Linked DNA regions of Homo sapiens: region 2 is linked to region 1. A link is a loop called in an ENCODE intact Hi-C map of the cell type or tissue named here. Cell type or tissue: pancreas. All regions are shown on one strand. Each heading gives the region's core, and the rest is flanking DNA. Links, peaks and the distances in the headings are about the cores only.

Region 1 (5,601 bases), core at 450-5,449:
TAAAACTGGCTTTTATAAGCAGAGAACTTCCTTTGGCTAGGGACAAGGGAGATGAGGCAAGACGGGGAGGTGGTGTCAGAGATTCAAAATTTTGACTAACTACTGCTGCTTTTGAAAATGAAGGGCTACCAAGCCAAAGAACACGGGCAGCATTCAGCAGCCAAGAAGGACCCTGGCCATCAGCTAGCAATGAAACGAGGACCTTGATCCCACCACAGAAAGGAACTGAATTCCGCCAACAACCTAAATGAGCCTGGAGACAAATTCTCCCCTGGAGCCTCTTGATAAGGAGCCAGACTGGCTGTCATCTCAATTTTGTACTCAGGAGACCCTAAGCAGAAAACCCAGCCAAGCCGACTGGACTTCTGACCTACAGAAGTGGGAGGCAATCAACAAGTGTTGTTTGCTGCCTCTAAGTGTGTGGTGATTTGTTCTGGCAGCAAAAGAAAATGAATGCCGTTAAGAGGTGAGGTGCAGAAAGAAGAAACAGAGTGGGTCTTTGGATGCCCCCTGGAACCTAATACTATGTTTGACATTGGTGTTGCATCCAGATTTCAAAACAAGATCCCGGCTGTCCTTCTACAGTATCGCCCCAGGAACAACAGAAAGTAGTCACAGGGAGAATCACCAATTCAGTTCTTCTAATGAGGAGCTTAGGAAGACAGAAGTTTGTGGTTTGCCTGCAGTGGCTTTTCTATTTAGTAGGGGGACAGAGATGAGGACTCCAAACTCGTGACTCTCAGCCTAGGAACCTTCCAGAGACCACTCCAGGAGGGACGCATGAAATGTCAGCCCTCCTCACATTTTGCCTGTCTACTCACCTTTCTGTAGACGGCAAAGATGGTTCCAATGGAGGCCAGGCAGTCAATATTGGAAGATTCATCCAGTGGGTCAAAGCAGACCATGTATTTCCTCTAAATCAGAGAGGGAAGCACCACCCAGTCAGCACATCTTCCCATTAGCACAATTGCGCTGTCAGGGCTGTGTGCAGCAGAGAACACCACATGGAAAAAAGATAAGAGAACCATGGCATATCCTTATCGAAAAACACCATGACTTACAGAAGGCAGGGTGTGTCAGCTTACATAAAAATACTCCTTTGGGTTTTGTATTGGACAACTCGCCTGTCCAATGTGAAGACGAGAAGATAAAGTGGGTGGGGTCTTGAAAGACCCACATCCCTACACCTAGCCACTCTGCTGTCACAGGCAGCTCCAGCCATGGAGGGAAGTCCCTGGGTCCTTTGTACAGCCGCCTGTGTGCAAGGTCCTGAGAGAGCCCTTAGTGATGGGGGCTGGAGCCCCTGGCTCATTAGACACCAGTGACAAAACTTCAAGTGAGATGAGGGTCATTTCTCCCTCTACTCAAATTAGTTTTCCCTGACTTTCCAACGAGTATTAGCCTAGTCTCATTTGAGCTTTGTTTCTGTTTTTGTTTTGTTTTGTTTTGTTTTGTTTTGTTTTTTCCATGCTCAGTCAGAGGCAGACAAAAAAAGTTTGATAATCTATAAACTTAGAAATTCCCCAACATCTCTATAGTAATCTAATGTATCCCATAGTGATCCGATTTAGCCCACTCATGCATGTTTTTATTCAGCAGATACTTGTTGAGCTTCCAGCATATGCTAGGAACTGTTCAGGGCACTGGGATTACAGGGGGGCGGCAATACTGGCAGCAAGGCTGATTTCTTGGAACTGAGATTCTAGTGTGAGAACAGGCAGCACACAGGCCAGCACACACACAAATAGGTTGTGGTGTGTGCCCTAAAGAAAACCTACGCAGGCTGGAGGGGCTGGTGACCCATGAAGGGGGTCACATTTGATGACAGTCTTGACTAGCATTAAGGAATGAAGACACACAGAGAGACCCAGAGAACAGATTTTTTTTTTTTTATCAGACAGTCTCATTCTGTTGCCCAGGATGGAGTGCAGTGGTGTGGTTACAGCTCACTGCAGCCTAGAACTTCTGGGCTCAAGCAATCCTCCCACCTCAGCCTCCTGAATAGCTGGGACTATAGGAGCACACCACCATGCCCAGCTAATTTTTCAATTTTTTGTATTTTGATTTATGTTGCCCAGGCAGGTCTCAAATTCCTGAGCTCAAGTGATCCTCCTACTTCAGCCTCCCAAAGCGCTGGAATTGCAGGCGTTAGCCACCACGCTCATCTTAGAGAGGAGAGTTTTAGGCAGAGAGATTAGCAGGTGTGGAGTATTCAAGAGCTGGCATGAAAACCTGTGTAATTCAGACCAATGGTAGAAGACAATGGTAGATTAGACAGGAGAGAGAAACAAGGGTCATGTCAACTGAAGTTGAAAGTTTAAAATAATAGGGGTGATGTGGCTTAAATTGTGTGAGACAAGTGTAAAAGTGCCTTGCACAGTACCCGGCATATAGCAGAGGTTAAATAAATTTGGCTTTACTTTACCTTTTCCATTCTTCCAGCTGATCACAAAGAAATAGCCTCTTGTCCCCAATTTCCAATGTGTAAAAGAAGGGCAAATAGCCCAATAGATGCTATTCTATTTGAGAGAGAGGCAGGTCAGTGCTTTGTTTCATAGTTCATTGAAATATCAGGGCCAGTGTGCTCGTGACTCCTAAGGAGTTCAGCCAACTTTTTGGGTCAAATAGAATAGCATCTATTCTGTGTTACTATATTGCTGCTGAACATTGGTTGAACCTTTTGACCGCCAGCAAATAAAAAGCTATTCATGGACCCATAGTGAATACGGTCCCTCCCTAGCCATGCCCTGCACTAACCAACTTTACCATCGTGTTGAACAAGAGCACAGGATCCTCGTGATTTCCTTTCTAGAGTAGTCTAACAGCTCATCAGGCATGAAGAAATCTCTGCTGGAACCATAACCCCCTTGCAAAATGTGGGGTGAGGGTGGCAGTGGAAACAAGAAGAGGGGTGAGAGTACGAGGCTGTGTTTTACATCTCTTCCCAGGAACTCTGGTTTTTACTGGACTCCACATGTTCAAGCCACTGACAGATAAAGTCAACAGCCGTGAACAACCGCCCACTGAAGTGGTTCCGTACATCACTCTGAACTATTTCCTGAATGAATCACTGTCCTACTGTAGAGTCTTCTTTCACTAGACAGCTCAAGATTTCCAACTAGAAAAGTGGCAATCCATTGTTTCTAGAAAACAAATACTAAGAAATAGAGGAAAAATCCAGAAATTAAAGAAAAACAGATTGTTTCTGGCTTAGTAGCATCATCTAATGGCGAGCAGGGGCACTGCAGCCCCTGGACGCACCTTCCTGGCGATGATGGTCACGTCCTTTTTCTTTTGTATGAGATGGGGATCATGGGCTGAGCAGATGCCCCAAAGGTGTCTGCCATGCTGTATGCAGGAATGCTGAGGTTTCATGCAAAAACGTATGTTGGGATCACTTGACGGGGTGCATGGAAAGTATCCTAGCAGAGTTTTGCTAGTAGAGAATGTGCCCTCCGCTAGTACTCTAGAGTCACAGCCCAGATCCTAGCCTTCGGGTGGAGGTGCCGCCCTATGAACGGCCATCAGACTGTCCTATTGTTCAGAGACTCCTTTCGTCCTTACTACTTCATCTCAGGCCTGTGAGGATCTCTACCAAGCAGAGCAAGCCCATAAATAAATAGCTTTGTGCTCACCAATGCATCAGTGGCGCTGAAATAACTGTGCAGTGGACACCACTCTCCCTCCCTCTGGGCCTTTCAGCTGCTCTGTGTGTCCACGCTGTTGTGTGCCCTGAAAGAACTTTGAGATTTGCTGAAAGGTCTCCAGCTGCAATTTCAGACCATGTGGATAACTCAAATGTCTAACATTTAAATATGGCTGAAAGGGGTCGACTGCTGGGCTGGATGGTGGCAGAAGTAGCAGGCTTTCCCTTGGATCTCTTTACAGGGCAGAGATGACTCCTTACAAATGGCACCAGTAATCCCTCTGCCTCCTGATACCCATCTAACAGAAAAGTGCACCCTGCTCATAAGAAAACCCCAGGCCACATTTGTCTTATGTGACCCTGGTCTCTGGCTACAGCTGACTTGACACAAACTAAGACAATCAGATTTTTTTCTTCTGGAACTTGCTGTGAGACACAGAGACACAGTGGACTGGATGACAATGCTGGGATGTGAAGGATGTGTCCTCGAGGCTAGGAAGGCAGTAGGTGCTGGATTTCATGAGAGTCCCCTGAAATATTCCAACAAATTCCCTTTCTGCTTCAGCCAAAATGAATGGGTTTCTGTTACATACAGCAAAGTTGGCCTTGAGTACAACAACAGATATTACAATTAACATTTTGCAAATGAAGAAAGGGAGACTCAGAGAGGTTAAAAATGTTGCCAAGCTCAATCTACCCCAGTCAGGATAGCATAGATTATGCTGCAGCAATAAATAAGCCAGAAACCCCAGTGGCTTAGTACAGCAAAGATTTGTTTCTCCTTCCCATGCCAGGCTGATAGCAACAGGGTAAGTGGCTCAGGCCTCCAGGCTCCTGCTGAGTCGTGACCCTGTCTCTAAATGCATGGCTTCAGAGGTGGCTCAGAAGGGAAGAGAGAGGATGAAGGATTGAGCCTTGGGTGTAATTCTACCCCCACTCCATTTGACAAAACCCCTGGCCCTCAACAAAAAGCAAGAGAGGCTGGGAAATGTAGTCTTCCTATGGGCCCAGGAAGAGAAATGGGTGTGGGGAGACTGATCTCCACCAGCCTCTCACACAACTGGGATGGGCAGAGGCAGAACCTGGCCTAAGGCCACCCTGACCCCAGCATAAGGCATCTCGCCAGCACTGGTGCCAGCGGCCTTCTCTGCAGCTCACCAGGACTCCACTCTCCATCACCAGCATCTCCATCCACCTCACTCCAGCTGTGGCTGCCACAAGGAGTCCTTGCACCTCATGGCAGCACCTCAGTGCTTCAGGGACCAAAGGATGCATCTCTTTTTATTTTTCTTTTATTTTTAGTTTTTTAATTTTTGTGGGTACATAATAGGTGTATATATTTATGGGGTACATGAGATGTTTTGATACAGGCATGCAATGCATAATAATCAGATCATGAAGAATGTGGTGTCCATTCCCTCAAGCATTTATCCTTTCTGTTACAAAAATCCAATTATCCTTCTTAAGTTATTTTTCAATGTACAATTACTTTATTTTTGACTATAGTCACTCTACTGTGCTATCAAATAGTAGGTCTTATTAATTCTTTGTAACTATTTTTTTATACCCATTAACTATCCCCACCCACCCCTGCCAATCCCCTCCCACTACCTTTCCTAGCCTCTGGCAACCATTCTTCTGCTCTCTATGCCCATCAGCTCAATTGTTTTGATTTTTAGATCCCATGAATAAGTGAGAAAATGCCACGTTTGTCTTTCTGTGCCTGGCTTGTTGCACTTAACATAATGACCTCCAGTTCCATCCATATTGTTGCAAATGACAGAATCTCATTCCTTTTTATGGCTGAATAGTACTCCATTGTGTATATGCACCACATTTTCTTTACCCTTTCATCTATTGATGGACACTTAGGTTTCCTCCAAATCTTAGTTATTGTGAACAGTGCTGCAGTAAACTGGGGAGTGCAGATTTCTCTTCAATATACTGATTTCCTT
Region 2 (5,601 bases), core at 270-5,269, 140 kb before region 1:
GGCCTCCAAGCATCTAACATGCTAGCATTCCCTACAGCCATATTGTGAAAACCAAAAGAATCCCTCCACACATTTTCTCTCAACCCCTAGGGTGCTACCACACTCTGCAAGAACCACTGCAGGTTGATCCAAAGCGCTGTCCTGGGGAGAGGTCTGTATCTGGGACAGCTGAGGATGGTGGCCCTACATTGCCTGCCATTTTATTTGGTTTCCAAATGGGCCAATTGAGCAAAAGAAATACTTTCTATCTACGCTGTCAGCTTTCATCAGTTGACATTGCCTAGCAATGTGTCTTTAAACTATATTTGCTAGGGAAGCAATGGGATTTGGCATCTGGAAATAGAACCAAAATCATCCTGTTTGCCCGCAGCAGTGGAAGATGTGCAGGGGAGAGGGACTGGCTGTTTTGATCACTGGAGAGTTCAAGGGGCAGGAGACTGAAGACTGCTGAGGCCAAGGCTACAGCTCTTGGGGAAGAAGGAACCTGGGGCAGGGCTGAGCTGCATGGGATCGACTCTGACGCACCTCCACATTAAGTGAACTCGGGCAGTAGTGTGCAGGAGCCTCTGGTGCTGTCCCTGAGCGCCGAGCTTGTTTTCCCAACCTGGTGACATCACATGGGAGTCTTGAAATCAGCCAGGGAGGGAGCATTTGCACCACAGGAATCAGCAAATGCTAGAGATGAAGTCTGCTTCTCCCTACCAAAGGTTGTTGATAGGTTCATCATTGCTTTGGGGGTCCCTGAGAGCCCGCGCTTGGCTGTAGGTACCACCTTATCACAGAGGGAAGTTGTACCTTCTACTTCCTTGCGCTCAGTCAGTAACAGAGCCCTGGGCAGCTGTCCAAACCTGCCTGAGGACTGTGTTGTTGCTCAGCCAAACCCAGTTCTCCTTCTAGAAGAAAGGAGGGACCCCTTCTATGGGAAAGGGGTTGATCTAGATTTTTATATCAGCACCCATTTTTACTATAATCACTGCAAGTTCCATTCTTATCTGATTTTAAAATAAGAATTTCAAGGGGGTTGAGGAGTTGGCTTATTTTTATTTTGTTTGGCCATCCTTCTAATCAGATTTTCCGTAAGCCTGAAATTAAAAGTAGGCTGGGTGCGGTGGCTCACGCCTGTAATCCCAGCACTTTGGGAGGCTGAGGCAGGCAGATCACCTGAGGTCAGTAGTTGAAAACCAGCCTGGCCAACATGGTGAAACCCCGTCTCTACAAAAAAAATTAAAATTAAAATTAAAATAAATTAGCCAGAGATGGTGGTGTGTGCCTGTAGTCCCAGCTACTCGGGAGGCTGAGGCAGTAGAATCGCTTGAACCCAGGAGGTGGAGGTTGCAGTGCACTGAGATCATGCCACTGCATTCCAGCCTGGGTGACAGAGTAAGACTCTGTCTCAAAAAAAAAAAAAAAAAAAAAAAAAGTAGTTTGCTTTTACTAAACCTAAGACCCAACAGTGAAGAAAGGTGGCCAGGAATATTTTGAAAAATGAAAACAATTGGGGAGTTGCCCAGATTGAAAAATTCACCACCTGTAAACTGCATTTGCGTAATTAAAAGTTGCTGCACCATCCGTGCAGTCTCACTGCACCCTGCCACATGGGCAAGGCCACATCGCCTCTCAGTGCTCTTATCTGGCCTTCCCAGACCGTGAATGGTCTTCCCCATCAGCTTGCTAATGTTTAGTCTTCTTGTCTGATGAGAAAGTGAAAGCTAAGTTGCTAGGGAGAAAACAGTACTGGAAGAAAGAAAAGTAGAAACTAGGAGATTTACCAGGGCTTCAAAGAGCAACACAGTTACCAAATAACATTCATTCACTCACACACTGAAAAGATATTTCCAGTGTCTACTGTAAGAGCTGTTCTAGGCACTGCAGAGACCACAGTGAACAAAATCGGCAGAACCCAGCCAAGAAACCGATAAGAAAAATGTGTAAGTCAGGTCAAGGGGTGGCAAACAATGGCCTACAACCCACTGCCTGCTTCTGTAAATAAAGTTTTATTGAGACACAGCTACACACTCTTGTCTGTGCCTGGTGTTCCTACATGGCAGAGTTGAGTTGCCACAGAGACCATCTGGCCCTCTACAGAAAGGGTTGCTGCCTCCTGGGGTAGGTGCCATGCAGGGAATTGAAACAGGATGAAGTGAGATGAGAGGATGGTGGAGTCTACTTTCACCTGGCTGATGAGGACCTCTCTGATGTGACACTGAAACCAAGACCTGAAGGGCAAGAAGAAGGAAGCAGCCCGAGGAAGGGCTGGAGGAAGACAGAGGAATAGGGAGTGCAAGGGGCCGGGTAGTGAAGGGTTGGAGGAGCTCAAGCATAAAACAACAAAGAAGGAGGGTAACTGGGCTAGGGTCAGAGGATGTACCTGGGTGTGCAGGCAGAGAACAATGCCCGACATGACCCGAGAGGCGGCACAGCTCTATAGACCTTACCCAGCGGGTGAGGAGTTTGGGTTTGGGCCAAGTGCAGGCAGGTGTGAGATCTGCCTTAGGTTTAGGAATTCTCCCGGCTGCTCAGACTGGAGCCTCAGGGTCAGGATGGGGAGCAGAGGGACCTGATAGGAGGTGATCTTGGCAGCCAGGGGAGATGTGACGGTGCTTGGACTGGGGCTGTCCAGGCTCTATTACTTAGTGAGCCTTGGGCAAGAATACCAGGGAGGCTCCTACTCCTGTGTAAATATTTAAAGGATGTGATTAGAGCTAATACAGGTAAATACATTCTACCCTACACACACACACACACACACACACACACACACACACACACACACACACCCTTATGACCACCTGGAAGGTTCTGAGTCAGAATTCTGCGCTCCTTGGAGTTCGGTTCTGCCTCCTCCTCTCCCCAGCCTGGTCTCGCCCTGACTGCAGGAGGTCTTGCCCACACCCTGGATGCCCCAGGTCTCCTGAGTACCCTCCAGCCACACCCACAGACCTAGGGGACACACACTGGAGAGCACTTCAAACCATGAGCCAAAAATGTCGGTGGCACCATAGTCCCCTCTCCTCTCCCCTAGAGGTGTTGGCTGCACATGGCTCCCACCTGGCCCAGCCAGGGAGGGCCCGACCAGCCTGGGCTTCGTGCCAGCCAGGTCTCAGGGTTGTCTTGTAACTTGTGTTAAACACACACTGTGTAAGGACTACTGAACTCCCCCTCCAAATAAATCAGTCTTCCTAGCACCTTCTAGACCTGGCCTGGAGCCCTCTCTGAGTTGGAGATAGATCATTACGTGGATGAAAGCTGCTTTCCCAGGGAGAGGCCTCTGCGCCACAACCCGTCCCTACCCGCCATCTGGTAGTGAAACGTGAAAACGTGCCTCCACCAATGAGGGAGATATATTCGGATGTGCTTAGATTCCCCAAGGTTCTTAGTGAGCAGGACGAGGGGTCATCTGCCAGGATCAGCTGAGATTTTCTTGTGAAGGGAAATACCCGAGGATATTTTGCTTTTCTTTGCCTTTCAAGATGATGGTGAATTCTGTAAGTCTAGATCAGCGCAGTTTCCTGGCCTCTCTTCCCAAAGACTTGGTGAAGGGTGAGTGGGCACATCTTGGCCAAGGCTGACAGCTCCTGGTGGAGGGGAAGGGGGTGCACCAAGGACAGGTGCACTCCAATATTTCACTCCAAAGGGTGCCCTATTCAGGAAGTGCCTTCCGAGTGGGATGCACTGTGAGGGGCCCTCCTTGGATGGTCCTCAGTGCTGTGGGGTTCACCTTCAATGTGCACATCCCTGTCTGTTCCTGTCTCCTCTGCTTCTGAGGAACCTGCCACCTCCCTTTCAGTGTCCAGCAGTGGGAGGAAGACCTGGTAGTGAGTTCTGGCTTTGCTCTGTCACCTTGGGCAAGTGCCTTGGCCTCTCCAAGCCTCAATTTCCTCATCCGAAAGGGAGGAGGATGGCATTAACCACAAAGGTTCCTTGGAGGTTTTCATAGGGAATGTGAGTGAAGGCATAGCATGAGCTGGAAGGCGCCGTGCACGTGGAAGTTACTGCTGCAGACAGGAAACACATCTGTCTCAACTCCTCCTGCTGCCTCCTCCCTCCTTCTCCATTTATTGTGCTGGCCCATGAAACAGGCAGATTGCCAGGAGCTTCTGAACCAGCATTGCCCTGCGTGGAATTTGAAGGAGTGAGCTGGACTGTCAGTACAGGGAAGTCACAGGCATAGCTTGCCCTCATACACAGGAGCAAGTCAGCCTGCAGGTTCAGTCGCTTCTAGAAGCCTCTCACAGGGGCAGCGGTGTCTGTAGTTGACCATGGTTCGAGTCTCCTGAGAGTGGAAGGGCCTGTGGGATTCCTGCAGAAGGAATGAGCTTGCCCCATTCCTGCAGACAGGACAGACGTGTGTGCTGAAGCTCAAAGTGTCAAGATCCACAGGCACAAAACAGGAAGAAAGAGCTGCAGGCAGATTCATGGCACAGTTTCTTTACCAAAATGGGGGCACCCGGGATCCAGTGACTGGATTTAACCAGGAGCAGTTTTCTGCCTTCCCCTGGTCTCAGATGAAGCAGACTCGGGCCGGTACCAAGAATCTCTGTGTGGCAGGAGCTGCGTTCAGGGAATAGATGGGGAAGTTTGCATCTACCCTGTGGGATGCTCACCATGGAAGGTGACCACTGCTCAGCACAGTGGACGCAGCTCAGGTGCTCATGCATGGCATGGTGTGGGTATAGCCTTGGACTCACAAGGAAGACCCAGGGCTGCTGCGGAAGGCTGGAGTAGGCTGGGAGGTGGAATTGCTCCAGGGTCGGTGGCAGCGCGGCAGCATGGGCGCACCTGGTGCACGTGGCGCTGGGGACAATTCAGAGCCCCATTCCTTCCAGCCTGACAGGTGCCACCCCCAATGAGTAACTCCTCATAATAGAATCTGTCCAGCTTTTTTGCTGATTCAGGTAATCAGTCAGGGACATTGCTATCAAGACCCCCAGTCCTTTCCTTTCCCTTTGGTGCTCTGTCTCTGAACCTGTTGGGATTTGAGGTCAGAAGAAAACACCAGAGTACAGACCACCTCGTGTTCTACAGATCATGGTTTGGTGCCGTGGCCTCCACCCCAGCTGCCCCAGCATTTTACAACACACCTTGTGTCACGCTCCCTTGTAGAATTTATAGACAGGGACGCACCTACTACACAGATAGTTTCAAAAGATCAGTAGCATGCCCTAACTGTAATATAACACAGACCTTGTGGGAGCATGCGCATAGTGAAATATGCTGGATGTCAGCATGCATGTGCTAGGACACAGGCAGGAGGAGGCTGGGAAACCCAGCAGGTCCCTGCACTCACGCACAGGATCACTGAGTGCAACCCCCACAGACGCCCACGGACACTGGAGGGCTGGGATGGCAGCTCCAGCACCACAGCAGCGTGCTGAGCTGATGTCCAGAAATCGGAGACAGCACTCAGCAAAGATAAAAGGAAAAAAGCAAAGTGTAGTTATTTGCCAATCTATAAAATAGCAGCATTCGTGGATAACTCAGTATATATTAAATACTGCCCCCAAAACCCTGTGGATGATGTGTAAAATGTAGTTAAGTTCTCAGCTCAGATGATTGTAAACAGGCTTTTCCCCTATATAAATGCTCATCAGATGCTCAGAA

The links. A loop is a pair of places that touch in the nucleus more often than their neighbours do. Peaks named below come from ENCODE experiments on the same cell type or tissue, not always from the same donor. Only the 100,000 strongest peaks of a DNase experiment are listed, where the experiment ranks them.
Region 2: it touches region 1 in a loop (4-fold over the local background); 98 of 110 quality-filtered maps call a loop at or near these places.

Annotation. Positions count from the first base shown.
Region 1 is chr9:87,809,833-87,815,433 of GRCh38, forward strand. It overlaps the pseudogene LOC100420576. Among named protein-coding and RNA genes, the nearest start is that of SPATA31E1, 70 kb to the right of the region's middle. In pancreas, for the core only: a CTCF peak has its summit at 3,232; no DNase peak of the experiment used is centred there.
Region 2 is chr9:87,673,120-87,678,720 of GRCh38, forward strand. All of the region lies in intron 19 of DAPK1 (death associated protein kinase 1), which reads left to right. Among named protein-coding and RNA genes, the nearest start is that of CTSL, 50 kb to the right of the region's middle. In pancreas, for the core only: no CTCF peak of the experiment used is centred there; DNase peaks (open chromatin) are centred at 2,477 and 3,072; H3K27ac peaks cover 453 bases.